Linked DNA regions of Homo sapiens: all the other regions are linked to region 2. A link is a contact called in ENCODE Hi-C or POLR2A ChIA-PET data. All regions are on one chromosome and are shown on one strand. The core of a region is the stretch at or near the end of the contact, and the rest is flanking DNA. Distances in the headings are between cores, read along the strand shown. Region 1 overlaps CYRIA (CYFIP related Rac1 interactor A). Region 2 holds the start of LPIN1 (lipin 1). Region 3 has its middle 420 kb from the start of NBAS. Region 4 holds the start of ID2-AS1 (ID2 antisense RNA 1). Region 5 overlaps GRASLND (glycosaminoglycan regulatory associated long non-coding RNA). Region 6 overlaps LINC00299 (long intergenic non-protein coding RNA 299).

Region 1 (4,347 bases), core at 1,160-3,659, 4.9 Mb after region 2:
GGGCATTTTGAAAACAGGATGTAGCTCATGTGTGATCCTGCGTAAATCACATTACCATTTTCTCTTCTGTAATACGAAGCTAACGCATAGTATTTGCAAGTCTATGATGAGCCATGAAACTGAAAATGGACTTTGGGTGAGCTAAACTGAGCCAGTAGTGGGGCAGGCTGAAACAACATGGGAAGAGACAAGAGGAAGTTGCCTTTCTCCACAGCCAGCAGATTGAGTTATGACCAGCAGACAGATACTGGGGAAGCCCAGCCCTGTGAGGTGGGAGCTGGTGGGTCAGCTTGATCTCCTGGTTCAACAAGGAGTGTTTCTGTTCCAGGGCAAGGCAAAACCCCAAGCGCTCTATAAAACTGCAGCCTGTGAATCACTGATTCACCAAGCAAGCCAAAATGTTTGCATCTCTCCGAGTCTTGGTTTTGCTCTCTATAAAATAAAAAGCACAACTTCTTCTTCCATCGAATGACACATCTGGAAGTATCCAGAAAACTGTCTGGCACTTTGGGAATACATGGTCAAAGTTTGTTAAGTAGAAATACCATATACTATTTGCATGAAATTTACATTAAGGTAGGGCGTGCCATGGGACTCCATTCTGGAAAAAGGCAAAGAAATCAAGCTATGATCATATTTTCTGAGGCTTAAGAGACTCCAGTCATGGCAGGAAAAAGGATTTTATTTTCTTTAAAAAAAAATAAAATTGTGGCCTGGAAGCAGTGCGAGCTGTGTGGTATGGAAACGTGTAGAAGTTTTAGAGCCAGGCCGACTTCAACCAAATCCTGGTGCCCCATTTTCAGCCCTTTTCAGTCCTATGTCTTAAAGCAAATTTTAAAAAAAACCTTCTTAGCTTCATTGTCTTTATCTTTAAAAAAGAAATGAAAATATCACCTTAGAAGGTGTCTGTGGGATGAAAAAATGTATACAAAAATACTATCCAAATAGTTAGAATTAATAGGTGCTAAATGTATACTGAATAGCATAATTCACTGTTGTTAACATAATTAAAAATTTGGGAATACTATGAAAAATTAAGGGTCATGACTGGACTGGGCAAGCTATAAGTCACTGGTTAGAAAAAAATAACTCACATTCATATACCACAAATAGTGATCACACTGTAGCTATTTTAGTTTCTATGAGCTACTCAATCTATTTCCTGAATCTGAGGTTTAACAGATAAATTTACACAACCTATGACCTTACTAGCAGGTTGAGCATGTAGTGTGAAAGGGAGAAAGAGGGACGAGGCCTTGACACACAGATGTTTTAAAGGGAGAAAAAACAGGAGATATGCACTTAGCACTCCATCCACACCCGTACAAGCTCACTCGCTCGCCCCAAGTGATGAAAGAGGAAACCCCAATTCAGACCCATGGGGAAGAGGGCTCTTTGCTTCAGTAATTGCAGGCCAGAGCTGAACAATCTCCTCTTCCATCTTGAGAATGCCTCTGGGCTTGGGGTGTGGGGCCTAGTGTGTGGGCTTGCCTCACCAACCCAGGAATGGCTTTAGACTTCATCTAGTCAAACATACTTGTTAAAAATGGAGGAACTGAGGCTCAGGGAGGGGAGGAGGCTTACAACAAGTTAGGCAGAAGGTCAGTGGCAGAGCTAGGCTTATACCCAGGGGACTCCTTGGACAGTGCTCACTCCACTGCCCACATGGTCTTCCTGATCCTCCGCAGTTTGGTAAGCAAAACTGCAACAATATTTCACATTCTCTTCTGTTCGTTCTCCCTCACATCCAGTGTCTCAACTCTGCTAAGCCCTGCTTGGGCTTGACCCTAAAGAACTTGAACCTGAAGGAGTTGTAAATGTGCGGCAACTGGAGCACGGCCTGATCACGCAGGGGCTCAGACAGCTGCAGCACAGCTTCTCCTGCTCCCTCCCTTTCTTTTCTCTTTCATAATCTTTTTCCTACTTTCCCCAACTGACTATTACATAAAATTGAATGCATTCTTGGTCTTTTTTTTTTAAACCTGAATTGGGTTTTTCTTTCACTTATTTTTATTTCTAAAGTCGCATATGCAAATGATTTGGGTGTTTTAAAAATGTGTAGCATAAGATTTACAGGGTTCTATGTTTCTGAAGCAGCAGAATTGGATATTTCTCCCTAAGAAATGTAATTCAGTTGCTTTCTGCCAGTTAATGTCAGAATTGCCTTTCTTGGTGGTTACCGGTCCTTGAAAGACAAAAGGTCCCTTGGCTTGCAGGGGCATCTGAGTAGTCAGTTCCACCTGTGAGCTACACAAAGGCCAGGGCAGAGCCTTGTCCAGAGAGTGCCTGGCAGATTCCTGCCCTCTGCAGCTCTTCCTTGGAATGAAAAGGATTCCCCCAATGCACATGTACACGCTTACACATACACCTGTACACATCCACATATTCACCCCCACACACCCACTCACAAACTGCACACACACATACCCACACTCACACATACCTATACACACACAGCTATACACATCCACATATCCACACCCACACACCCACTCACAAGCCACACATAAACACACATATATTCCAACCACACACATCCATTCAAACCACACACATCATACTTATACACTCACAAGTCCAGGCCTCTCTAGTTTCTAAGGGCCAGCCATCCCCAGAGGCACCCTATTCTCCATGTGCGCTGATGTGAACCATATTTACAGCTCCCTAGTGGCTCCAATAGTCTATGCAAACCAAAGGCCTTCAGGATCCTGGAAGTTAAGGTCACTCCTCCGTGGTGGAAGCTACATGGCTATCACTGGTTGTGAGTGGGTGAGACCCTCCTCCAGAAGGACACAGTGGGTCCTCAGAGAGGAGGAGCTGCTGATTTTTAAACATCATCAGATTCTGAAAGAAATGTTAATCTTTTGATCTGGAAAATGTCAGAATTATGATGCATTAATAATAAACTCAAAAGACAAAGACATAAAGAAAGAGAAAACAGGAGAGAAATGCAGAGCAATTGCTGGAATGGCCGTTGCCATTAGGGCCACTGCCAATGGCCATGCTTGGTCAAGCAGCCAGTGAGACCTCGTGAGCGTCAGTGGCGTGAATGGCAGTCGAGTCACCAGGGCCAAAATACATCTGAGGCAACCAGCCAAAGGCACAGAAACACTAGAGCTGTGGAAGAAGTAAAGGAAGACCCGAGAGGGAACCCAGCAGAGAGCACAGGGAAACTTTCTACATCCCTCCAGAGGTCAGCCTGGGGCTGGCAGAAGTTACCAGTACAGCCAGACAGACAGCTCAGTGCTTCCCACTCTCCTCCTCTTTTGACGTCCTAGCCTCCATGTCTTAATTCTCAGAGAGACAAAGGAAGAAGTCATTTACTTAGAAACTCAGTTCCTAGGGGCCAAGGAAGAGAAGTGACAAGCTCAAGCTCACTTTACAACCAAAGAACAGACCCAAAATAAGAACCAAAATGTTCTCACGCTCGGCTGAGGCTTTTCACTTCCCCATGCTCACTCTTTCAGCCCTGGCTCTTCCTCACATGGGCAAAATGATGAGTAAGATTTAAAAATTCCCTCTGCCATCCCCCTCCAAGGCCAAAACCAAAACTTAATTATAAGCCACACTCAATAAAAAATTCCCAGCTTATTTTTACTTCTCAGGAAATTTTTTTTAAAATGACTTTGTCCCAGTGAAATTTGAGAGCCCATGTTTTTTGATGTTTTTTGTTGTTTTTTTTTTTTTGGCTGTTGTTTTGTTTTTGTGCCAAGCATGGTCATTTAATTCAGTTAATTGAGAAAATATAAAAATGGCCACTAATGCTTTTGATAAGCATGAGATGGGCCATGTCACCATACCCTCTAATATCCAAAGGTAGGATATTCACTTGTGTCATCTGGACTTTGCCGACACAGTCAGTTCTTTTAGGCTTTCTGCAAGATCCACAAAACCTTCTTTGAGACTCTTTGCTCAGATGTGCTTCCAAATTCAGAAATGTCTTTTAGAAAGGTAAAGAGTGCATAAGCCATGTATTACATACATGCCCAGCAGGGTCTGGGACACTTATCTTTCTGCTGAAAACCTCATTCATCTTGAGTGTAATACATAAAAGTTATAGAGTCTCTGGGCCAGCTTTTGCTTTCAAATGCATGATGAAATAAACTTCCCATTTTCAGAGCTTTTTGGATTTTGGACTTAAAAATAAGCGAATGTGTATGTGTCAAAAAATAGCTTATGACCCCATTTATTAATTCTGAAGGTATTCAAGGACCTGGATTTAAAACTGCAAGACTCCAGAAAAAAAATACATGTTTAAAAAATAAGAAAAAGACTTAGGATAAGGAGATTGATCATATAGTGCATGTACAGTGCTTGATGCTGATGAGAATCATTATCCTTGTTACA
Region 2 (4,176 bases), core at 1,064-3,563:
GGACTCCAGCCAGTGCCTGATCAAAAGCGCCAGGGCTTTGGAAAGTCCGGTTTCGTTTATCGCCTGGGAGTGCACTGTGATCTAGTGAGTGTTTTCTTCTCATTGCTTGTTTATACAAAAGGCTCCCCCCAACCCTTGGCCTTCCCCGAGGTGGTAGGCTGGGCAGCAGCGGGACCTAATTTGCTCTGAATCCAGCCAGACCCTGCTCATCAGAGCTGACCCTAGCCGTGCTGGGCCCCCCAGCTCATCATTTTCAGAATGAGGGCTTTGAGTTGAATTGTCCTATATTTTCAGACCTCCCATCTCCACATTTGAATAATGGACTTATTTTACACAAAAAATAAACTTAAGTGGCCTGAAGTTGGACTGGCTTCCTGGAAAGCCTTTCCACATAGAGTAGACTTCTTCCCAGGCCAGCTCCTCCCTGGAGGTGGGAGGGGAGGGTGCAGGAGGGCTTCCTTCTGGGGCCTTGCAACCTCAGCAGTTTTGGGCAGCCGTGATGCACTTGAAACTCTGGTCTCTGAGAAAACCCCTGTGGAGGTAGCTCACCTACAAACTGCAAGATTCTCTTTGTGTAGCTCCCACGTCTGCAATGTCAGCATGGGACAGGCTGCCTAGATAGGAGCTGCCCCAAGCCCAGCGGGAGCGTGTCCACACTTGACCAGATGGACGGGAGCCGCGCCCCTGGACAAAGCTCTCCAAGCAGCTGTCCCCAAACATCTATCTCAAGCTTGCTGGCTTATCCAATTCACTAAGCTGCCGCATTCGATGCTGTTTCTAAGCTGGCCTCCTCCCTGGCCCTCTGCATCTCAGCAGAGCAGCGGTTCCATCTCCACACTGAGACTTGCCTTTGAGTATCGCATCACACACCTCCACCGGTTCCATTCATCAGTAAGCCTGTGGGTTTTGCCTCCAAATCTCTCTGAAGTCCTTCCGCTTCTTGCTGAGTAGCCCCTGTAATCTGAGCCACCATCATGTCCCCCGGTTTCCTGCAGTGCCACCTGTCTGCTGGCTTCTACTCCTGCAGTCCATTTTCCATGGAGTGGAGGGGTGACTTTTTAAAGAAGTAAATTAGATCATATAATTCCCAGGTTTAAAATTCTTTTTGGACCAGGCGTGGTGGTTCACACCTGTAATCTCAGCACTTTGGGAAGCCAAGGTGGGAAGACTGCTTGAGCCCAGCAGTTTGAGACCAGCCTGGGCAACATAGGGAGACCTGGTCTCTACAAATAGTTTGAAAAATTAGCTGGGCGTGGTGGCATGCACCTGTGGTCCCAGCTACTTGAGAGGCTGAGGCAGGAGGATTGCCTGAGGCCAGAAGGTGAAGGCTGCAGTGAACCGAGATTGTGCCACTGCACTGTAGCTTGGGTGACAGAGTGGGACCCTGTCTCAAAAAGAATTGGTTTGGAATAACATTTAAATAATACCTAAACTCCTTGCCTTGGCCTACAAGACCTGAATATTTGGCCCCTGCCTTCCCTCCAGCCCACAGCACCGGCCCCAGGACCTTTGCACCTGCCATTTCTGCTCTCCAGAAAGCCCTGCCTCCTCCCCATCTTTGTAGTCATAGGTGTTTCTTGTCATTTAGAGTTTCAGTTCAAATATGACACCCTCCCATTGATGGAAATCATTTCACCACCAGACGTTATGTGGCTCATTGTTTATCCGCTGCCTGCCTCCCGGCTGGAGAGGCGCAGGGAGCTGCCTGTCCCTCCTGTTCAGAGCCACCGTTCCGCACCTGGACCACCGCTTGGCAGAGGCGGGAGTGGAGGCTGTCACCATCAGGATGAAGGACAGGGGTGGCCCGGCGTGGAGAAGCTAAGAAGAGATGGCGATAGGTCAACGCGATTGCGCCTTTAAGGTGGAAGAAACGAAGGGCGAGGGTCAGTAAAGTCAAGGACGGGCTCAGATCCCGCCACTGGTGATAAGCGGGACCCATAGGACCGACGTGATCGCGGCCAGGCCCTGGGTGGTTTACCTGGACTTTTACCTGGCTGCCTTTTCTCTGCACCCCTCCGTCCTCACTCCCCCAGTCATCGGCATAGGTCAAGTCAGAGTGTTGAAGAAACACACGAGTTTGGCTCTGGAAAGGAAAATCAGAAAGGCGGCCTAAGGGGCCCCACCCCCAGGAACGCTAAGATAGGCGGCCAGGGGTGAGCGGGCAGGGCCGGCCAGCAGGCCCTGAAAGCAGCCGGGCCACCAGCGCGTCCCGAGTCCCCCTCGCACCGCCCCGCTTGCCCCGCCCCTGCCCTCTGCCCCCGCCCCTGCCCCGCCCCCGAAGGCGAGCTGCGCTGACAGCCGGCGGCGGGCTGGGTGTTTGCAATACAAAGGCGGCCACGCGCGGCGCCGCTCGGTGAGTAGCCGCCGCCTCCAGCCTCCCGCTGTGGAGCAGGGGCCGCAGCCTCGGGTTAGGCGGGGCGGGGCGCGGCGCCGGGGCGCTGAGGACGCGTGGCGAGGCGGGGGCTCGGCCCCGGGGCCCGAGGACCGACGGCCGGGCTACGTCCCCGGGGCCCTCTACGGGAAGTGGTTCGGGGGAGGGAGGCGGGGAAACAGGCCCCGGAGGCCGGGAGGGCCTCGCGAGCATCCCTCGGGCCTGGCTTTCCTGACGCGCCGCGAGGCCCGGTGTGGGCCCGGCTTGGCTGATCTCGAGCGGCGTAGGGGCCACTGGGGGCTGCCGCGCAGTCCCAGAACCGCGGGGACTAGCTCCAGCCGGCCAGCGCGGGTGCGTCCTGGCTCTGCGCGATCATCCCCAGCTTTGCGCCGGGGACTGGGATGAGAGCCTTTCTTTCCCCCGGAGTTAGGATTCCAGCGCTGCAGTTGAGGAAACTGAGGCTCAGGGAGGTTGACCTCTGTGCCCAAGGTCATACAGTTGCCGGGCGGCAGGGCAGGCTGAGCCCAGGTTGGAATCCCGGTTCTCATATTACAGCTCTCCCCTGCGAGGCCTCTGCACCTTTCTTGCAGCCTAGGAGGTGCTAGGCCTAGTGAGCTCCGTCAGCTGCTCCTGCACGTAATTTTATTATGGGCAAGGCCAGGAAAATGCAGGATGAGAAGTAACGTTTTGGGAGTAACTTAAGTGCTGTGGAGCTAGAGTAGGTAATTTGTGTGGTCAGTAGTTGCTGGAGAAAGCAGATGTCAACCCTGTTTTTGATCAGCAAGCAGGAAACCAACTAAGACAACTGGCAGTATTAATTTGGAGATGTTTTAGAACCCGGCAGTTTCCCACAGGATAGAAGTGTTTTGGGAAATCAAAGCTTGTAGCCGTTTTTTTAATTGGGGGTGTTGTGGTATGGTGGTCTAGGGGTAGTGATTGTGAGATTGACTGTTTATCCTTTGTTCCGTAATTTGGGTCTTATTAATGAAAGTAAGCAGTTGAGGAATGTATAGTATTTGAGAAATAAGCACATCCACACATGAACACTTTTCTTGCTCCCAGATTCTTGTTGAAAGGTGTAACAGTTGGATTTATGATTATATACTTTGATAGCACTTCACGTTTGCCAGCATTTGTTATTGAGTGTTTTTGTGCATGGGTTGTGTGTTTTGGCGCTTATTATTCCTATTTGCATGTGGGGCCCTGTGGTCCTGTGGAGCCAGGCCTGGATATAGCCCTGGACTCGGGTCGGGAGGTCTGGGCTCTGCCTGAGCTCTGTGGGACCCTGAGCGAGTTCTTTCACCCACCCAGGTCTCGCTTATCAGCAGTTCCTTTCTTTTAGAAAAGCACAGGGGGACAAGGGGCGGACCTGCTGAGTCTTGTGGTGTGGGAGAGAACGCGAGGGTTCAGGTGAGAGACCGCAGGGATTCCTGGTTGTAGGGGGGACCTTGGAAGTGACTGAGAAGGAGCCTGCCCTGGATTAGGTGGGGACAATTGGCCTGGCCCAGCCAGAAGGAAGTCTGTGGGTCCTGCTCTCCTGCTCTTTGCGTGGTCAGCTGCACAAAGGGCCCAGAACAGACGGCAGGGGAGGGTCAGGAGATGAAAAGATATTTCAGAAGAAGGTCCTGAGGCCACCGTGGTCTGAGATGCGCCGAGGCCGGCACAGAGCACTGGGCTTTGCAGTTGTTGTTCTGACCACTCACAGATGTAGAACTTGGGCAGAAGACTTCAATCCTCTGAGCCTCAGTTTTCCCATCTGTAAAATGAAGGGATAATCATACCCATTCACAGGATTGTTGCAAAAA
Region 3 (4,211 bases), core at 425-2,924, 3.4 Mb after region 2:
TGCTATTCAAACAGGAAGAACTATTACTTTTTAATTGCAGAAATGTCTGCAGCAATCCAAAGGTGAATTCAGCAGGAATTCTACATGACCCTGGTGGATATGCTAGATGGGGTCCTTGGGGCAGATGCTTCTACCTTAACCTTGATTGTGACCTAAAAGGTAGTCATGAGTAATCCAGAAAGGAAGTGAAAAAGTATGTGAAATACATTTAATATTATACTTGTACTAAATAGGGTTGTTTTGAGCATTAAATGGTATAATACATTCATAATAAGGTTGAACATACATTTTTCAGAAATTCTTTGAGACTTACCTGCAAGCCAGGCTTATCCCCATTCCATGTAGAAAACTAGGGGATTCTTCTTTAGAGAAAATGTATAGGATACAGTATTTAGTAAGTGTTCAATAAATGTACACTATTATTCTTGTGTGATCTGAAATGGTCTTATTTCTGTGCAAAGTATTTCTTTTGGAGGAAATATCTTTCTTGAGATTTTTTAGGAAAAATCCAGTGTCTCTCTGTCTCTGTCTCTCTCTCGCTCCCATCCCCTTTTCCCTTCTCTTTTTCCCCCTCTCTCTCCCTCCCTCCTTCACTCTTTTCCTTCCTCTCCCGCTCCCTCTGCAGAGCTCTACAATTTTGAATTGGCCTAGACTATGGTGAGATTTCCTCTGTTTAAACCCAACATGTGTATATGAGCAAATCTTATGAGTTCAGTGATTTCACACACACACTAGCTCATTTAGTACCGGGGACTGCCCAGTGAGTTGGCAATCACAGCACCCGTTTTACAGACGACAACAGTGAGGCTCAGGCAGATTCGTGGTCTTATCCAGGATGTAGCATCAGCGAATGGCAGAGCTTGGACTGGGGAGAGCCCTTTTCTCTTGATCTGTTTCTTACTCCATATTCTAGAGGCCTGAGACGATGTCATTCTGTTTTTAAACATTACAATTAACCCCTAAACTGAAGCTGAGGAAAGAGTTAGCATGCTGGTTTATAAAGGCTAGACTCATTTTGATACAAAACCAAGATATTTGATGCACAATGTGAACATATTGCTCATTTTCAGCAAAATCAATTTTGTTTTGTTTTGTTTTGTTTTTTGTTTTTACCGTAGGGGCCACTCATGCACTCAGGCAAAGTGGAGAGACTAGAACTCAAAACCTGTGCTTTCTTTAGCAGATCATACCCTTTCCCCCAATAAAAAAGGGGCAGGGGATGCTAGAGAACAGTTCAAATCCAACATCACTGATGTCAGGCACCAAATAAACTCAGCAGATGTTATTATGTCTGTACGGGTTTTGTTTTCCCCTTCCTGGAAAGAGAAATAATGAGCTCTTGAAATTCAGATTCCCATTGACTCTGAAGTCATAAACATATTTAAAAACAGTGTGAGTCTGTGACATTTACAATCACAAAATTCATGTCAGAGAATAAATCCAGCATTACCTCCAATCACTGAATATGGAATACCCATTCATCTCCACCCACGTGTTGGGGGACACACACTTCAGAACGATGATATTCAGAAAATGCCAGGAGGAGTGCATGTCAGAGGTAACCACCCTCAGCAACCCAGCCTGTCAACAGTTGCAAATGCACGAAAAATGAGGGGAACCGGAAGACAGCAGCAGGAAGGAGATAATAGAGCAACTGAGAGCAGCCAGCCTTGACGTTTGTCAACCTCTGCCCGAAACAGCACATGTGGCTTTGCTGAGAGGCACAGGTGTGTGGGCTGAGCTCAGCAGATGAATGTCACATCCGGGAGGAGGCATGTGCATTTCTCAGCTTGAAATGCTTCCCCAACAAAACCAAATAAGGTTCCTGCAGATGACGTCAGGAGGCTTAGCTGCTACTGCCACAAAGGGACAATTTATTGAAGAGCTAAAAATGGTCGCCTCCGCAAGGCTGACAGGCAAATATTTGAGGGAACGCTCCCCTTGTTTTGAAGAGACATCTGCCAGCTCCCTGACTGGCACCTTCCTGCATTAGTCATCCTGCTGGGCCTTGCTAAAAACTCCAAATACAGGTTTATCCCTGCCACATCCTGTTCCCCGAAGGGGCTATTTCCACGGTGCCGGCTGTAAAGTCTTCCTGTCATCTTCCTCTCAAGTGCTCTCTGTCTATCTCTGCAGAGGATGATGGAGAGGGGAGATAAGGAACATTCCATGGATAGAAACACACATCCCCTCAAGAGATATCTTAAGAGCACCTTTGCTTTACTTTTGAACCTACATCTAGCGTACAGATGAGGGCAAGGAAGATGTTGAAACGTTAAAAGAAACATCCCTCCGTTTTGCTAATAGTTTTTATAATTAAAGGTTGAGCAAAGGGTGCCCAAAGAGTCATCCTGACCTCCTGCAACAAGTCATTTTGGAACACTAGCTCTGCAAAAGAAACAAACTGGTCCGTGCAGTATTCTCTAGACTACTCACTCATCAGCCCGTTGAAATATGTACTTGGTTATTTTCTGCTTTCAGCGTGTCTTGTCACCCCAAATAGATCAGAAGATCTGGAAGCCTACTGTTATCATTTACCCCTTTTTGCCACCTACAGGGCTTGACCAGGTACTCAGCCCCTTTCTACAATTCTTTATCTCACTTAAGGCTCACAAACAACCCTGTGAAATCGATTACGATCCTTCTTTTACAAACAAGAATTAGAGGCTCATTGAGCCCGTGGTCCTGCAGCAAGTCCGCGTCTGCAGAGCTGAGATCCACCTGGAGTTTGTCTGACTCTGAAGCCCATACCCTCAGCACCTTCATGTTGCAGGGGCCGCTGCAAATCCAACACTGGTTGACGGAGCAGTTTTGATCCTGAGGCCCTTGTGATTTCACTGAAGAGTCAGTCGAACATGAAACTCAGAACAAACACAAACAACTTAGAAACAAGGGCATGTCTGTGAGATGGGTCTCTGAATGGACTGGATGAATTCTCCACCCACGGGCTTCGTCCTGCCCTTAGAGCCAAACAGAGCACGTGTGTCCCTCTGCAGCCCTTTGGAGGTTTGCAAGTGGTGGTTACATAACCTCCACACACCCCTCGTATGATGGTTAATAATGAGTGTCAACTTGATTGGATTGAAAGATACAAAGTATTGATCCTGGGTGTGTCTGTGAGGGTGCTGCCACAGAGATTAACATTTGAGTCAGTGGGCTGGGAAAAGTAGACCTACCCTTAATCTGAGTGGGCACCATCTAATCAGCTGCCAGCATGGCTAGAATATATGCAGGCAGAAAAATGTGAAAAGGGAGACTCGCCTAGCCTCCCAGCCTACATCTTTCTCCTGTGCTGAATGCTTCCTGCCCTCAAACATCAGACTTCAAGTTCTTCAGTTTTGGAACTCGGACGGGCTCTCCTTGCTCCTCAGACCACAGATAGCCCCTTGTGGGACCTTGTGGTTGTGTGAGTTAATACTATATATATATATTATCCTATATATAAAAATATATATATATATATATATCTCCCATTAGTTCTGTCCCTCTAGAGAAACCTGACTAATACACCTTGTCACATTGTTGTGACTCCACAGCCTGGCCCCCAGGGCCCACCCACGGTCCCTCCCCAACACATATGCACACACAGTGTCAAAAGACAACATGCATTCCACAAATTGTGTAGCATGGCTGTGTCCCAGCTCCTACAGCCCGAGTATGGCTGCCTTGGCAAACCTTCCTGAACTATATGCACCAAGGTAATTTCCAGGCTCAACCCAGGAAAGCCTGACACAGACCAAAGTGTCAAATATGTTCTCCATCCCCATCAACCTCCCAGCCTATTAAATAAAATATAATGTTTGTTTCCTGAAAGAATGACTTTTATGTTTGGCTTGTGTTTATTACTATTGATTCAGATACAATTGCATTCATAAAATGTGTATTGAGCAACTTCTCTGCGTGAGGCACTTTTTAGGTCCTTTGGGGAAGACAGGAGTCGCTACACAATCCTGGCCCTCAAGCAGCTCCCATCCAAGGCAGAGGTACTTCTGAGTGGCCACATTGCTGGCCACTTTTTATCGAACACATCACTACAGCACACATCCACTGGCTTTGTTTTTGCATATCTATCCTCTAAAAAAAAGGCAGCAGAATAGAGGAGAAAGTGCATGGGCTTCGCAGTCAGCTCTGGGTTCAAATCCAAGCTTTGCCAACTCAGAAACAGTCCCATATGTTACGATACAGGTGGTTGCGTTGGTTTATGAGATCTG
Region 4 (4,121 bases), core at 151-2,650, 3.1 Mb before region 2:
GTCACGTGACGGTCAGAGACTGCTGGCCCCACCAGCTGAGAAATTAATCATTAATTGAAGGAAAAAACACTGTTTCCCCATTATCGAGCTTTTCTTTCAGCTTCTAGGCCTGCCCCTTCCGCTTTCTGAAATGCAAAGGAGGTAGAGATTGAGGCAGAAAGTAAATAAGATTTGAATATTGCCTTTCCTGGAGTTTTCTAGTTCATTGTTTTCTGGAGCAAATATTTTCAAAAACAAGAAACTGACACACTGTGGTCAAAACAGAATTCTAGATAAGCTACAATTATGTGAAAATTAAGGTATTTAAGTAAATAGCTGCAAACTTTTTAAAACTTAGACTGAAAGAACGAGTTCTTAAAAGATTTTCAGCCAAAAAAAAAAAAAAAAACCTTGAACCCGTATTCAGTACTAGTGCTGAAAAGATTCCAAACCTCATATGACAGAATATTTTTTTTTCCTTAGTGTGAAGATGTCTATCAATGGCTAGGGCCACCTATCTGTCACAAAGCTTTGGAACTCCTCTAGGTGTTGGAATGTGACACCAGAAATCACAATTAGTGCATAATTAATCACATTACTTTGCCACCTACACGGAAGGGCACAGACCGGCAGCCTTTCAAGGGCAGTGTATGTAAATGTAGTTTCAATATGCAAATTCTCCTAATTATTTCCGATTAATACGATCATTATAATAGCCCTGCCTCCTTCTTGAAAAGGAACCCTGAAAGCGCCCTGCCTGTGAGAGCTCCTTAGCGACCGGTGAGGTTGGGCATGGTTTGCAATAAGTACTCATTTTCTTGAGTTTACAGTAATGCCTCCCGCGCTGCTCCGGGTTGCAAAAGCCCACACTAAGCCTGTCGTCGAATGCGTGCGTGGGTGGTTTGTTTGTGTTAACATAACTTTTCCTTATCTGAAGAGACGAACTCACTCTACAAACGTGACTCTTCAGTGACAACCTAATTTGCGTTTTCACTTTCTTCTGAAATGCTTTCTATCTTTCCTCACGCTCTCCCTCCGATGGGTTGCAGTGAACTGTGGCTTCCCCCCTGCGGTGCTGAACTCGCCCGTGTAGCTGTGATTTTAGAGCTGCCGACAGCTCTAAGGTGTGTAGGGCTTGGTCTGGGAACACCCCCAGGGCAAGGGTCCCGCCGCGCGCTTGGAATTAGAATTAAGAATGCATATTTAGGCGCCCAGGGTCTGCCCCCTTCTCCCTCCTCCTTCCCCTCCCCCTTCCCCTCCCCCTTCCCCTCCCCCATCTTCCCTTCTCTTCCTCCTCCCTCCTCCTCTCCCTCCTCCCGCCTCCCTCCTCCCCGCCCCCCGCCCGCCGCTCCCCGCCCCCCGCCCCCCGCCAGCCCCGCACTTACTGTACTGTACTCTATTTACCACCCCAGCTGGGCTCGCGCCCCGCCCACCCCGCGGGGATTGGCTGCGAACGCGGAAGAACCAAGCCCACGCCCCGCGCCCGCGCCCACCAATGGAAGCGCCCGCTCGTCTTGATAGACGTGCCACCTTCCGCCAATGGGGACGAAGGGAAGCTCCAGCGTGTGGCCCCGGCGAGTGCGGATAAAAGCCGCCCCGCCGGGCTCGGGCTTCATTCTGAGCCGAGCCCGGTGCCAAGCGCAGCTAGCTCAGCAGGCGGCAGCGGCGGCCTGAGCTTCAGGGCAGCCAGCTCCCTCCCGGTCTCGCCTTCCCTCGCGGTCAGCATGAAAGCCTTCAGTCCCGTGAGGTCCGTTAGGAAAAACAGCCTGTCGGACCACAGCCTGGGCATCTCCCGGAGCAAAACCCCTGTGGACGACCCGATGAGCCTGCTATACAACATGAACGACTGCTACTCCAAGCTCAAGGAGCTGGTGCCCAGCATCCCCCAGAACAAGAAGGTGAGCAAGATGGAAATCCTGCAGCACGTCATCGACTACATCTTGGACCTGCAGATCGCCCTGGACTCGCATCCCACTATTGTCAGCCTGCATCACCAGAGACCCGGGCAGAACCAGGCGTCCAGGACGCCGCTGACCACCCTCAACACGGATATCAGCATCCTGTCCTTGCAGGTAAGACCTGCTCCGGGGTCCCCGCCCCGCCGCCGCACACTCCCGCGGTCGTCTGGGCTGTCACTAGGAGATCCGTAGCCCAGACGGTGACTTTCGTATGAGCTATTTAACTTTATTTTCTTCAGAATCTGCTGTAGATTGAGCTGTGCGTGAAATTGCTAGTAAGTTCTGACATGTTAATGCGTCTGTCTTTAAATCTGAATTGTTACCATAAACGTGTTTAATGGAACTTGCTGGTCTGTGGACTACAAAAAAAAAAAAAAAAAAAAAAAAACCCTTTCTACTTAACATTGTCTTAACCTCGTACTCTTTATCCTCTTTCTTTCCAGGCTTCTGAATTCCCTTCTGAGTTAATGTCAAATGACAGCAAAGCACTGTGTGGCTGAATAAGCGGTGAGTGTTTGCTTGTGCCACCCGTGGGTAAACTGCCCCTCGGTGTGTGTGCGCGCGCGCGCATGTGTTTTTGCTTGTGTATCTATAAAATGTCTGATTTGGTAAATGCATGCTTACTTCGCGGTGTTACCCGTACTACATTGTCTCACTAGACATGAAGGAGCTTGTAGCTTTGGGTGCTCGAGATCACAGAACATTTTCCTTTAAAAGGAAATGATGCCAATAACTTACTACGAAGGCGGCCGAGGAACGTGTGTATTGGCTTTGTAGCAAATGTAATGCCCTGGATCTTCCTACGAGTCCTCTGGTACTATGAGGTACTAACCTCCACTGTAATTAATCTTACCGCCACAAATTCCATAGTGATCCTCCTTCCCTAAAACTATAGTCCTCTGGGATTCTCTGGGCTAGTTGAGGATTGCTACCCTGTGCCTTCAACCCTGTGATGTGGGATCCCAGACTTCCCTATCTGTTAACTAAAGGGCTGTTTTCAATCAAATAATTGTTACGAGAAGCAGACTGGCGCCTGTAGCACTGCTGTTGGAGATCCAAATAGGAGATTGGGTTGGGAAGTTTTTCCCTTGAGTCTCTGCTATTTTAATGTTTAATTTGCGCTGTCGAGGCGAGTGTGTGTGTTGCATCTGGACGCCAGGGTTTGCCCAATCTTTGAGTGTTTGGTTAAATGTTCAAACTGTGGCTTCCTCCCGGCGCCAGTCGCCCGCCTCTGCCCTTAGGTTACATTCTCTTAAACATGCCTTTCTCCCCCACTCTTTCGCAGGTGTTCATGATTTCTTTTATTCTTTGCACAACAACAACAACAACAAATTCACGGAATCTTTTAAGTGCTGAACTTATTTTTCAACCATTTCACAAGGAGGACAAGTTGAATGGACCTTTTTAAAAAGAAAAAAAAAATGGAAGGAAAACTAAGAATGATCATCTTCCCAGGGTGTTCTCTTACTTGGACTGTGATATTCGTTATTTATGAAAAAGACTTTTAAATGCCCTTTCTGCAGTTGGAAGGTTTTCTTTATATACTATTCCCACCATGGGGAGCGAAAACGTTAAAATCACAAGGAATTGCCCAATCTAAGCAGACTTTGCCTTTTTTCAAAGGTGGAGCGTGAATACCAGAAGGATCCAGTATTCAGTCACTTAAATGAAGTCTTTTGGTCAGAAATTACCTTTTTGACACAAGCCTACTGAATGCTGTGTATATATTTATATATAAATATATCTATTTGAGTGAAACCTTGTGAACTCTTTAATTAGAGTTTTCTTGTATAGTGGCAGAGATGTCTATTTCTGCATTCAAAAGTGTAATGATGTACTTATTCATGCTAAACTTTTTATAAAAGTTTAGTTGTAAACTTAACCCTTTTATACAAAATAAATCAAGTGTGTTTATTGAATGGTGATTGCCTGCTTTATTTCAGAGGACCAGTGCTTTGATTTTTATTATGCTATGTTATAACTGAACCCAAATAAATACAAGTTCAAATTTATGTAGACTGTATAAGATTATAATAAAACATGTCTGAAGTCAATACCTGAATTCCGAGTGGTTTTTAAGATCTCTGGCATTCACTAGCTCTTTTCTCTCCCTGTCTCCCCCTCTCGGCCCCCCCCCCCACACACACACACACACATTGTTTTCTTTATCCCCTTCTCCTTCAT
Region 5 (4,245 bases), core at 607-3,106, 4.8 Mb before region 2:
AGCAACAAAGTTTTAACACACACACACACACACAAAACATGGAGGACTCTGGTGGTCTTTCATTCTACATCTTAATGGGAATATTGAGATGAGCGCTTCGCCAGAGCTCAGGTCTGAAAAATCCGGTAGAACATAAACTTCTAAAAATGTTCTGACTACTCATCCATAAAAAAAGAATGAATTAACGGCATTTGCAGCAACTTGAATGAGATTGGAGACTATTATTCTAAGTGAAGTAACTCAGGAATGGAAAACCAAAGGTTGTATGTTATCATACTTAAGTGGGAGCTAAGCTATCAGGATGCAAAGGCATAAGAATGACACAGTGGGCCTTGGGGACTCAGTAGGAAAGGGTGGGATGTGGGTGAGGGATAAAAGACTACAAATTGGGTGCAGTGTATACTGCTCGGGTGATGGGTGCCAAAGTTTCACAAATCACCACTACAGAATTTACTCATGTAGCCAAACACCACATGTTCCCCAATAACCTATGGAAACAAAAAACAAAACAAAAAAATGCTCTGCTCTGTTTTGTGAGGGGTCCAATGTCGGCCTTCAAGTGGCCTCAAAAATCAGAAATACAGACATGTGTGAAGCAACTTGATATAAGACAGCACAGGGTGGTGGGAGCCAGGGTGAGCTAGAGAACATACTCCTCTTAGAGGTGTTCAAGTTTTATAAAACATGACACTCCCCAAATGAAATACCCCTGAAGATCTGACTTGTCTTATCAGATGCCTGTTTTCAAATTCAAGTCACAGTGCCACCATGACTATCCCTAATTTATTCAGTGGTATATCAGGCATTAGCTATTCACTGAAAACTGGTAACCTTAATCACTGTTCCTTGAAGGAAATATTTTTACTCCCTGTTGTAAAGACTTTGAATAGTTATTCATACCCCCTTCTGTGAACATGAGAAAATTATACTTTCTCACCCTCTTTCAGTTAAGCAAAGCTACTAATTCCGGCCAATTATGAGTGCATTTAACTGCTAGTACAAGGCTGTACAACATTTGCTTTTGGGTCCACAGTGATTACAGAGGAGGCCTCATGTTGAGATGGCTGAGTCTAAAAACAGGCAACCTTGATCTTGTGTGCTTATTGGGAGGATAGTATTGGAGAGACAAATACGGTCACAGCAAACTGCATATATGGGACAGTTCACATTTTGAGATTACTTGTTACTGTAACACAGATTAGCCCGTCCTAACCAAAATGATCCCATAACAAATAACATTCAGATTGTCTAAGGCTAATGATGGAGATACAATTTCAATAGGGGTTAAGGCATTGGACTTCATAGTCCCATTTCACAATATTGACCAAGATTTACATTCTCCCTGGGGGTGGCTCTACAACTGATGGAATCACAATACTCTCGGTCTTGGGGGAATGCGCCATTGCCTCCTACCACTGGACACACAATTCTTCTCTTAACTTAAACTATATGGTCCTTAAGGGTAGAGCGCATATTTTAGCAGCTAAAAAGTTTTGAGCCCTGAAGTGGGCATGCCAAGTATGGTGTTAAGTGCTTTGCATAATTTTTATTTTAAATGCTCAGAGAAACCATAGAAGAGAAGTGTAATCATCCTTCATTTCATTGCTAAGGAAACTGGAGCTGAGGGAGTCTAACTGAAATGCATAGCTAGATCTTGATGAAACCTAAACTGACTTTGGCAGCAAAGCCCGAGCCAAGCTCAGGCAGAGGGCTTTGTCCTTCTTTCTTCCAAACTGCCTGGGACTCAGCTTCTGGGTTTCTGGGTTTTATTTGTTGTTGTTATTTGCTTGTTTCAATCTGTGAAGCCTGCTCTCCTCTTGATGATTAGAAACTGTGAGTGCATGTCTTCTTTAGAGGAAGTGGCTTGTGGTCTTGCCCTGTGATCCTCTGATAAGAATAGGTTCTCAGAAATACAACCCAATAGACCAAACTTTCACACGAAGATATGAAATGAGAGAAGAAGGAAGGAGAAGACAGACTGATAGAGTTCTTCATACACATGCAAGATGGGGAAAGGAAAAAGAGGAATTTGCATTCTTTCATTGGACTATTACATTCTTTCATGTCTAATGCCAAACATACAAATATGATAATATAATAAGAGAGTAACAAAAGTGGTGTGAGCACAGCTCAGCAGAAAGATTGGCTAACCCAGGGGAGTGACAGAAATGTTACTAGAGGTGTCAGTGGTGCACTGGAGTTTAAAATAGTAGGAGAAGTTTTCCAGGCCGTCAAGGTGTGGGGATTTGATGAGAGTGTTTGCGTTTGTTATTGTTGTTGATGGTGGTGGCGATGTGTGTGTGTGTGTGTGTGTGTGTGTGTGTGTAGAAAGAGAGAGAGAGAGGAGTTTTTAAGTACTGTATGTATTTTAAGGAGATTGAATAATCTAAGGTGAGGAGCATTTAAAATAATAGCAGAATAAAAGTTAAATACTTAGAAACATACAGCAATGAAACAAAATGACCTCTAAAGGGCCTTTTAAGTATGTTTCCATCCAGAAAGGGTCTCTATAGCCCCTATTTTTATTTTTTATTCCCATTATCCCCCAGAACTTTCCATTCTTAGGTGGCATCCAAGATTCTGTCCATTCCTGCTCAAGCCCACCTGCCACCTTTATCCATAACAGATAAACCTCCTGGTCCTACCAAGCCAGACAATCTATTGTCAGGAAAATGTTTTATGATTCTCTTCTTCTGCAATCTTGCTGGAGCTCACTTTCCCCATCTTACTGTCTCAGGTCAGGTTCCCTGGGAAACAGACTCTGAGATGGAGGTTGGTGGTTAAGAGATGCTTAGGAAGGGTTCCTGTAGAAGAATGAGGACACAGGGGAGCTGGGATGCATTTGCTGGGGAACTCTGGGGCTAGGGAGCCCTTCAGTGTTGTCCCAAGGTATGCCAAGCGATTCTCAGAAATACAACCCAATAGACCAAACTTTCACACAAAGATATGAAATGAGACATATGTTATGTCCCAGGCAAGCGGTTTTGGAAGGAGTTTTGCAGGAGGCAGCTACCTTTGGCCAAGATTGATTCCTGGGATGTGAGCCTTCCACAGCCAACAGTCCCAGCTCACGGGATAATGACTGCCTTGGTTCTGTAGGGAATCTTCATGAAGCATTCAAGCATCCACCTTGCGATATATCACCTGAGCCCTGTTCAGTAGGTGGAATAGCAAGTCCTGTTTCTCCCCCATAGCTCTTTATTTTAAACCTCACGTGTTACCATGTGGCAGCATCCACTAGGAATGAGCTGTGGGCACCTGAGTTGTTGCCCAGGACACAGACCTGGATTGTGTACTGTGTTCCCCTTGCACCTATCTGCTACCTGAATTTCTTCCAGGTTCCCATCTTTTCCTAGCTCTTGGCTATCTGCCTCAACTGTGCTCTCATGTCTAAGACTGAATGACTTACTCTGCCTACCTAGTATTGTACTTGGGCTCTCCTTCAAGACTCAAGTACCTGTGAATTACTGCTACTCAAAACCAGTTTACAGTGAATGTGTTAGCTTTAGTTGTTAGTTTAGGCAAGACCATGCTGGCATAACAAATAAACCCTAAAATTTCAATAGCTTAACACATGCAGGTTCATGTTCTCCTGAGGATCATCCTACCAGTGGGCAACCCACAGATCCAGCTGACTCCATTTGGTGGTCCCACCACCTCAATATGTGGCTCTGTTATCACTGGGATGGTGATGGGCAAGTTCAGTGTCATGAAGGTCTTTCTCATTGCCTTGGCTCAAAAGTGAGGCTTATGTCTACAGTCTATGGAACAAAATGAGTCACATGCCCTGGCCTGACTGTGAGGGGGCCAGAAAATCTGGGAAAATGCATGGCTATTTAGTGAGCATTAAATGTTTGCCCACAATGAGGTCTGTCTGCTGTTAAATATAATCATTCTTTGAGACTTGAGAAAGCCTTTAAAAATTCTGTCAAGCCCCAAGGGCCATATTCAATTGATTACTATAGAAAAGCAGTGTAATAAAAAGTTAAAAGACCTCTGAATCAGCCTTCTGTAATATTACCATGTGTGCCTTGAGCAAGCAGGGATCCTGGATCTGGCATGGCCTCGGTAAACCTCAGTGTTCCCATAAGTGAAGTGAAAAGATCAGACAAAACTTTCTCTTGGGTCCTTTTCAGTTCTAAGTAGAATCTACGGAGCTTGCATTTGAGCCATGCATAGAAGATCCGGTTAATAAAGAACCACAGAAGATTCATTTCTTTCATTCAACAAATTTTTATGAAGTGC
Region 6 (4,340 bases), core at 1,841-4,340, 3.4 Mb before region 2:
AGCCATGTGGTTACTCAACCTCGCATGATGAAATGCTTCATCTCTATCAGGGCTGAGAAGCACACCAGGAGCCACTTCTCAAATGATGTATTCTTTGGTGCTGATGGCATGGCCTTTCTCCAGAATGCCAGGAGTGCAGTGATTATCCCAGGGCTTGCCATGAGCTCCACATGATGTCCCTTCCATACCTCTGTGATGTATCATACGTGCATGCAGTGCCGTCAAGTTCTGCCACACCACACCATAAATGCCACAGAGTACCATACAGTTGTCCAGGTCGTATGGCACAAATGACAAGGTTACTTTCACCATCATCACCTGGACCTACTGAGAATGCTTTTCTTTCTGGGTCCCAATCAAAGATGACAGCCTTCCACACCACCCAGAAAATGGGTTCAAAATGTGTTCACGAGGGCCAACTATGCTTCCTCCAGAAGCTAAAGAGGCACCTCAGCACTGTGCTACCTCTTTAATGGGAGGAGGTATGAAGTGCAATCTCTCTTTACTTTGGAGGGACTCTCCTGTTAAGTCCCTAAAAACTCCACCAATGTGGAAGGCCTCTAAGTCTTCACAGGGCTGACCTCCCAGCCTCGCTATGCATGTGGCTTACCAAGACCTCCAATCCACTTGCCACTGCTTGCTTATCTGGTCCAATGAGCATGCCACATCGAAGTCGTGGGTAAAAGTGGTAGTCTATGGAATGTCCAGATAGGGCAGGTGACTTCAGACTAAAAAACAACAAAAGTTAGCATGCTTAAAAAATAACTGGATAATTCTAAGCTCCTCAGAGACAACTGAAATTTGCCTCATTTAAAAACTAAAGATGCACTTAAAAATATAAAATCAACAAACTGTATGATTTAGTCTCTACCATTATCAAAATATTATGATTTTATTTATTATATGAGGAGTCTGTTTTAGAAACAAATATGCAAAATAAACCATAAATAAGAATTTTTTTAAGCAACAAAGTGAGAGAGTTCACATGGACCAGGAATGGGACCATAAAAGTATTCTTTGTTTGTTCCAGGTCAATGTGAACTGCTTCTGATCCTCCTTTGTTCAAGGATGAAAAACAACAGTTCACCAAGTCAATAGCTTCCTTAGAGAGGCCAAAGACTCCGTTTAATCTTGTCTAGCAAAAGTTCCATGCTTGGCACAGCCACTGCAGGTGGAGATATGACTTGACTCGCTGTATGGATATTTACTGTCCCCCATCATGGCCCACCAGGTCTGTGTGAGGGGCAGCCACCATGGTGAATTAAATGAGGCTATGGCAAGGGCCACAGCCCCTGCATCCTTTAAGTCTTTGAGGGTAACACTCATGTCTGACATTCCTGCCATCAACGCAAGATGTGGTCATATCTGTGGTTTACGATCTCGTAGGGGAAGAGGCCTACCCCACTACAACATCTTTTATTCTAGGCCAAGGAGCCAACGTGCAGGTTCTGCCAATGAACCTGCCATTCACTCCTATTATACTAGAGAACCAGGGAAATGAAGAATGTGAGCTAGGCTTGAAAAAAGATTCCATTTATTACCTGCCTTCCTGGTCTCCAGTCTAATAGGAGGGCTATGGTAGCATCTTGGGTCTCCAAATATCAATGTTAGCTTAATAGTCCTTGAAAAGCTAAGGCATTCGTCTTTCCCCAGTGTGCATTTGCCTAAATAAATGTCCTAGATACCTTTAGGAGAGAAGTGGGGGAATTATTGCTGAATGCACCTGCTGTAATATGGTACCATCCTTCCTGGGAAGAGCTCTGCTCCTCCTTCAGTCAACAGATTCTGGGGCTGAGAATTAGCTCCATTCAAGAAACTAGGCAAAAGATCCTGACTTTTGTACCTCCTGGTAATCCACACGTGCTTTCTTGTAGAAATTAAGCATTGCCCTTGTTGGGTGCCCATCTATCTCCTTCCTAAAACAATGAGCCTATTGAGAGCTCTCTGCAGGGCAGGAACCCCCTGGGTGCCCCACTGATCTTGCCTCTCATTGTGATCATGGCCTCTGCCTTGCATCCAATGGTGAGCATACCACCTGGCCTTTGTAATCCCAGGATCCTGTCATCCCCGTTGCTACCAGGAGCCAGTTCTGTGATTTCATCATCTGTCATCAGCTCTGGCACATAGAGCACAGCCATTCCTGAGCTCAGTGACTTTGGGGCCACTCTCACCAGTGCATTCCTTTGTACATGGGAAGTCCTCCAGGCCATCTCGTGAAGATAGTCAGCACCATGGATGCTAGCATGTCCACTCCAGCATGGCCACTTCTCTGAGCCATTTGGTCCCTCTCTCCACCATCTGCCTGAGTGTGGGTCACTGCTTTCTCTAGGCTTTTAAGCAACATCTGAGTTGAGTCTTAGCATTCTCTCCAGGGATCTTGACCAAGATGCTTAATCCTGTACCACCTAGATTGCTCCCTCTCAATAAACTCAACCTTATTCGATTTTATATCTACACTCTTTGATCCAATCCCATGAATATATTCCCAGGTCCTCTGCAACATATTAGCTCGACCCCACAGCTCCTTCACCTGATATCCCCTTTTGGCCAAGCCAGCCCAGCTCATCCCCAGTCGGGCTGTGCTGAGATTTGGTTCTTGTTATTCTTTGGTTTTGCCAACAGGAAAGATGAGGGTAGATCCTGATGGGTCAAGCATTGTCTTGTATGATACCTACCTCATTTGAGACCTCTGTATGATCTTCAGAAAAGGAAAGTCTTGCTTTTTTTTTTTTTTTTTTTTGACCGAGTCTCGCTCTGTTGCCCAGGCTGGAGTGCAATGGTGCAATCTGGGCTCACTGCAAGCTCCGCCTCCCAGGTTCAAGCAGTCTACAATCTTCTACATGACATGAGAAATAGGCCATTTCTGCAGGCCCAGGGGACTCAGGGGCATGTAAGTGTTCAGGGTTCCCAACTGTCCAGGGCTCCCACCCTAAGTGTAAGGGTCTCACCTCTTTCCCATTAGAGCCCTGTGTCTGAAGGACTGAGAACTTAACCTACTCAGGGTTCAGACTGGTCCTCCAGCCAACCTGCCTTCCAGCTGCAGATCATCGGGGTTTTCTTAAATGCTGCCAAGGAAGTGCTCTGGCTTTCACAGTTTGCCTGAAACCAGTGATGAGTCATCCTGCGCCTCTGCCTCTCTCTCTTCAACACTCAGTAGCCTCAGCCTCAGCCACCCAAGCCCACAGGCCTTCTGGTTATCATTTCATCAGCCGGCCACCTGCTTCCTCTCCAATTTTTCATTAGGGCCTGCAACTCACAACCACGTCCAGTGTCAGCTGCCTGAAAGTCTTCCTAGAAACAGAGTCTGAGATGGAAATTGCATGCAGAGTGCTGATCAGAGGGTGTTCTCGGGAGATTCTCCTGTAAAGAAGTGAGAAAGGCAGGATGCTGCAGAAGCTGAAGCTGGCTGCAACGAGGCTACACTTGGAGCCACCCCCAGCCAATCCTAAGTGGCGCTCTCGAGCTGGGACGGCCCATCAGAGTTGTCCCAAGTTGAGGCAAGAGGGCCGAGCCTTTGCGTTCCTTCCTCGGTCAGTTTCAGAACCTGGGGGATATGACCTGAAAAGAGGCCATTCCCTGCAGCAGGAGGGGGCATCCAGTGCGGGCTCTGCCATGGCCATCATCAACTGTCACTGCAGCTAGCGGGGAGACCTGGGCAGAGCACCCCAATGGTCACTGCAGCCGAAAGAGGACTGCTTGTCTTTCTGCTCTCACACCCCTTACCTAGGGAAGAGCAGAGAAAGGGTTGCTTGAATGGGAGGAATAGCAAAGAGAACAAAGAAATCCCAATGAGGGGAAACCTCTCAGCGCACCAGCCTCACTGTGTGCTGAGAGGCACCCACTGCCTTCCCTGCACTCCTTAGATCTTGTTCATGGGTGGTTGTTTGTTGTTGTTGTTGTTGTTGTTGTTGTTGCTGTTTTTAATGTAAGAAACAGAATCTTGCTGTGTTGACCAGGCTGGTCTCAAACTCCTGGCCTCAAGCGATCCTCCCCCCTCAGCCTCCCAAAGCACTGTGATTACAGGCGTGAGCCACTGCATCCAGTCTCATTCATCTTTTTGTACCATATTCTCTGTCCCACCACTCAGAAATATCTCAGGTGCTGTACTAGTGCCTTACACATCCTGGACCCTCAGTGCTGTCTCAAACTCCTGGCCTCAAGCAATACTCCCCACTCAGCCTCCCAAAGCACTGTGATTACAGGCGTGAGCCACTGCATCCAGCCTCATTCATCTTTTTGTACCACATTCTCTGCCCCACCACTCAAAAATATCTCAGGTGCTGTGCTAGTGCCTTACACATCCTGGACCCTCAATGCATAGCATGGTAGCACCAAAAGGT

Evidence for each region. A loop is a pair of places that touch in the nucleus more often than their neighbours do. ChIA-PET counts read pairs that join two places held with the same protein, here RNA polymerase II (POLR2A). Pooled maps may share reads with other maps.
Region 1: a pooled map shows a loop between it and region 2 (6-fold over the local background). The contact joins the enhancer-like site here to the promoter of LPIN1 in region 2. A Hi-C loop is called at or near these places in 7 of 37 single-sample maps with no recorded cell type and 7 of 50 pooled maps.
Region 3: a loop to region 2 is called in a map with no recorded cell type, with 13 times the contacts of the local background. The contact joins the enhancer-like site here to the promoter of LPIN1 in region 2. A Hi-C loop is called at or near these places in 1 of 168 maps with a recorded cell type or tissue (OCI-LY7), 2 of 37 single-sample maps with no recorded cell type and 9 of 50 pooled maps.
Region 4: a loop to region 2 is called in a pooled map, with 35 times the contacts of the local background. The contact joins the promoter of ID2-AS1 here to the promoter of LPIN1 in region 2. A Hi-C loop is called at or near these places in 2 of 37 single-sample maps with no recorded cell type and 9 of 50 pooled maps. POLR2A ChIA-PET finds 5 or more read pairs at or near these places in 1 of 52 experiments (activated B cell).
Region 5: a loop to region 2 is called in a pooled map, with 7 times the contacts of the local background. The contact joins the enhancer-like site here to the promoter of LPIN1 in region 2. A Hi-C loop is called at or near these places in 8 of 50 pooled maps.
Region 6: a loop to region 2 is called in a pooled map, with 2.6 times the contacts of the local background. The contact joins the enhancer-like site here to the promoter of LPIN1 in region 2. A Hi-C loop is called at or near these places in 4 of 37 single-sample maps with no recorded cell type and 6 of 50 pooled maps.

What each region holds. Positions count from the first base shown.
Region 1 is chr2:16,653,807-16,658,153 of GRCh38, forward strand. All of the region lies in intron 1 of CYRIA (CYFIP related Rac1 interactor A), which reads right to left. Among named protein-coding and RNA genes, the nearest start is that of CYRIA, 9.9 kb to the right of the region's middle. Within about 2 kb of position 2,410, at least 22 of the 41 ENCODE cell types and tissues checked have a DNase peak (open chromatin) inside an H3K27ac peak, as active enhancers do.
Region 2 is chr2:11,744,319-11,748,494 of GRCh38, forward strand. It overlaps LPIN1 (lipin 1), which reads left to right and starts at 2,314. Exons shown (of 21, transcript NM_001349206.2): 1 at 2,314-2,353. LOC124907735 (a long non-coding RNA gene) reads right to left here and starts at 1,141. Exons shown (of 2, transcript XR_007086220.1): 1 at 1-1,141. RefSeq lists enhancers at 481-1,054, 3,566-4,176 and a silencer at 1,993-2,562.
Region 3 is chr2:15,140,602-15,144,812 of GRCh38, forward strand. It overlaps a transcript of NBAS not described here. Among named protein-coding and RNA genes, the nearest start is that of NBAS, 420 kb to the right of the region's middle. RefSeq lists enhancers at 1,200-2,399, 1,462-1,531, 1,922-2,011 and a silencer at 1,884-2,178. Within about 2 kb of position 1,675, at least 6 of the 41 ENCODE cell types and tissues checked have a DNase peak (open chromatin) inside an H3K27ac peak, as active enhancers do; they include OCI-LY7, where a contact is called at or near this core.
Region 4 is chr2:8,680,463-8,684,583 of GRCh38, forward strand. ID2-AS1 (ID2 antisense RNA 1) reads right to left here and starts at 1,401. Exons shown (of 4, transcript NR_110154.1): 1 at 1,365-1,401. It overlaps ID2 (inhibitor of DNA binding 2), which reads left to right and starts at 1,594. Exons shown (of 3, transcript NM_002166.5): 1 at 1,594-2,051; 2 at 2,381-2,444; 3 at 3,223-3,999. The coding sequence starts at 1,704. The coding sequence ends at 2,437. RefSeq lists enhancers at 793-1,296, 1,784-1,833, 4,116-4,121.
Region 5 is chr2:6,908,060-6,912,304 of GRCh38, forward strand. GRASLND (glycosaminoglycan regulatory associated long non-coding RNA) reads right to left here. Exons shown (of 5, transcript NR_033997.1): 5 at 4,217-4,245. Among named protein-coding and RNA genes, the nearest start is that of RNF144A, 7.2 kb to the right of the region's middle. RefSeq lists enhancers at 1,697-1,746, 1,877-2,006. Within about 2 kb of position 1,857, at least 5 of the 41 ENCODE cell types and tissues checked have a DNase peak (open chromatin) inside an H3K27ac peak, as active enhancers do.
Region 6 is chr2:8,299,066-8,303,405 of GRCh38, forward strand. LINC00299 (long intergenic non-protein coding RNA 299) reads right to left here. Exons shown (of 9, transcript NR_034135.1): 3 at 611-728. Among named protein-coding and RNA genes, the nearest start is that of LINC00299, 27 kb to the right of the region's middle. RefSeq lists enhancers at 1,605-2,161, 3,267-3,326. Within about 2 kb of position 3,091, at least 17 of the 41 ENCODE cell types and tissues checked have a DNase peak (open chromatin) inside an H3K27ac peak, as active enhancers do.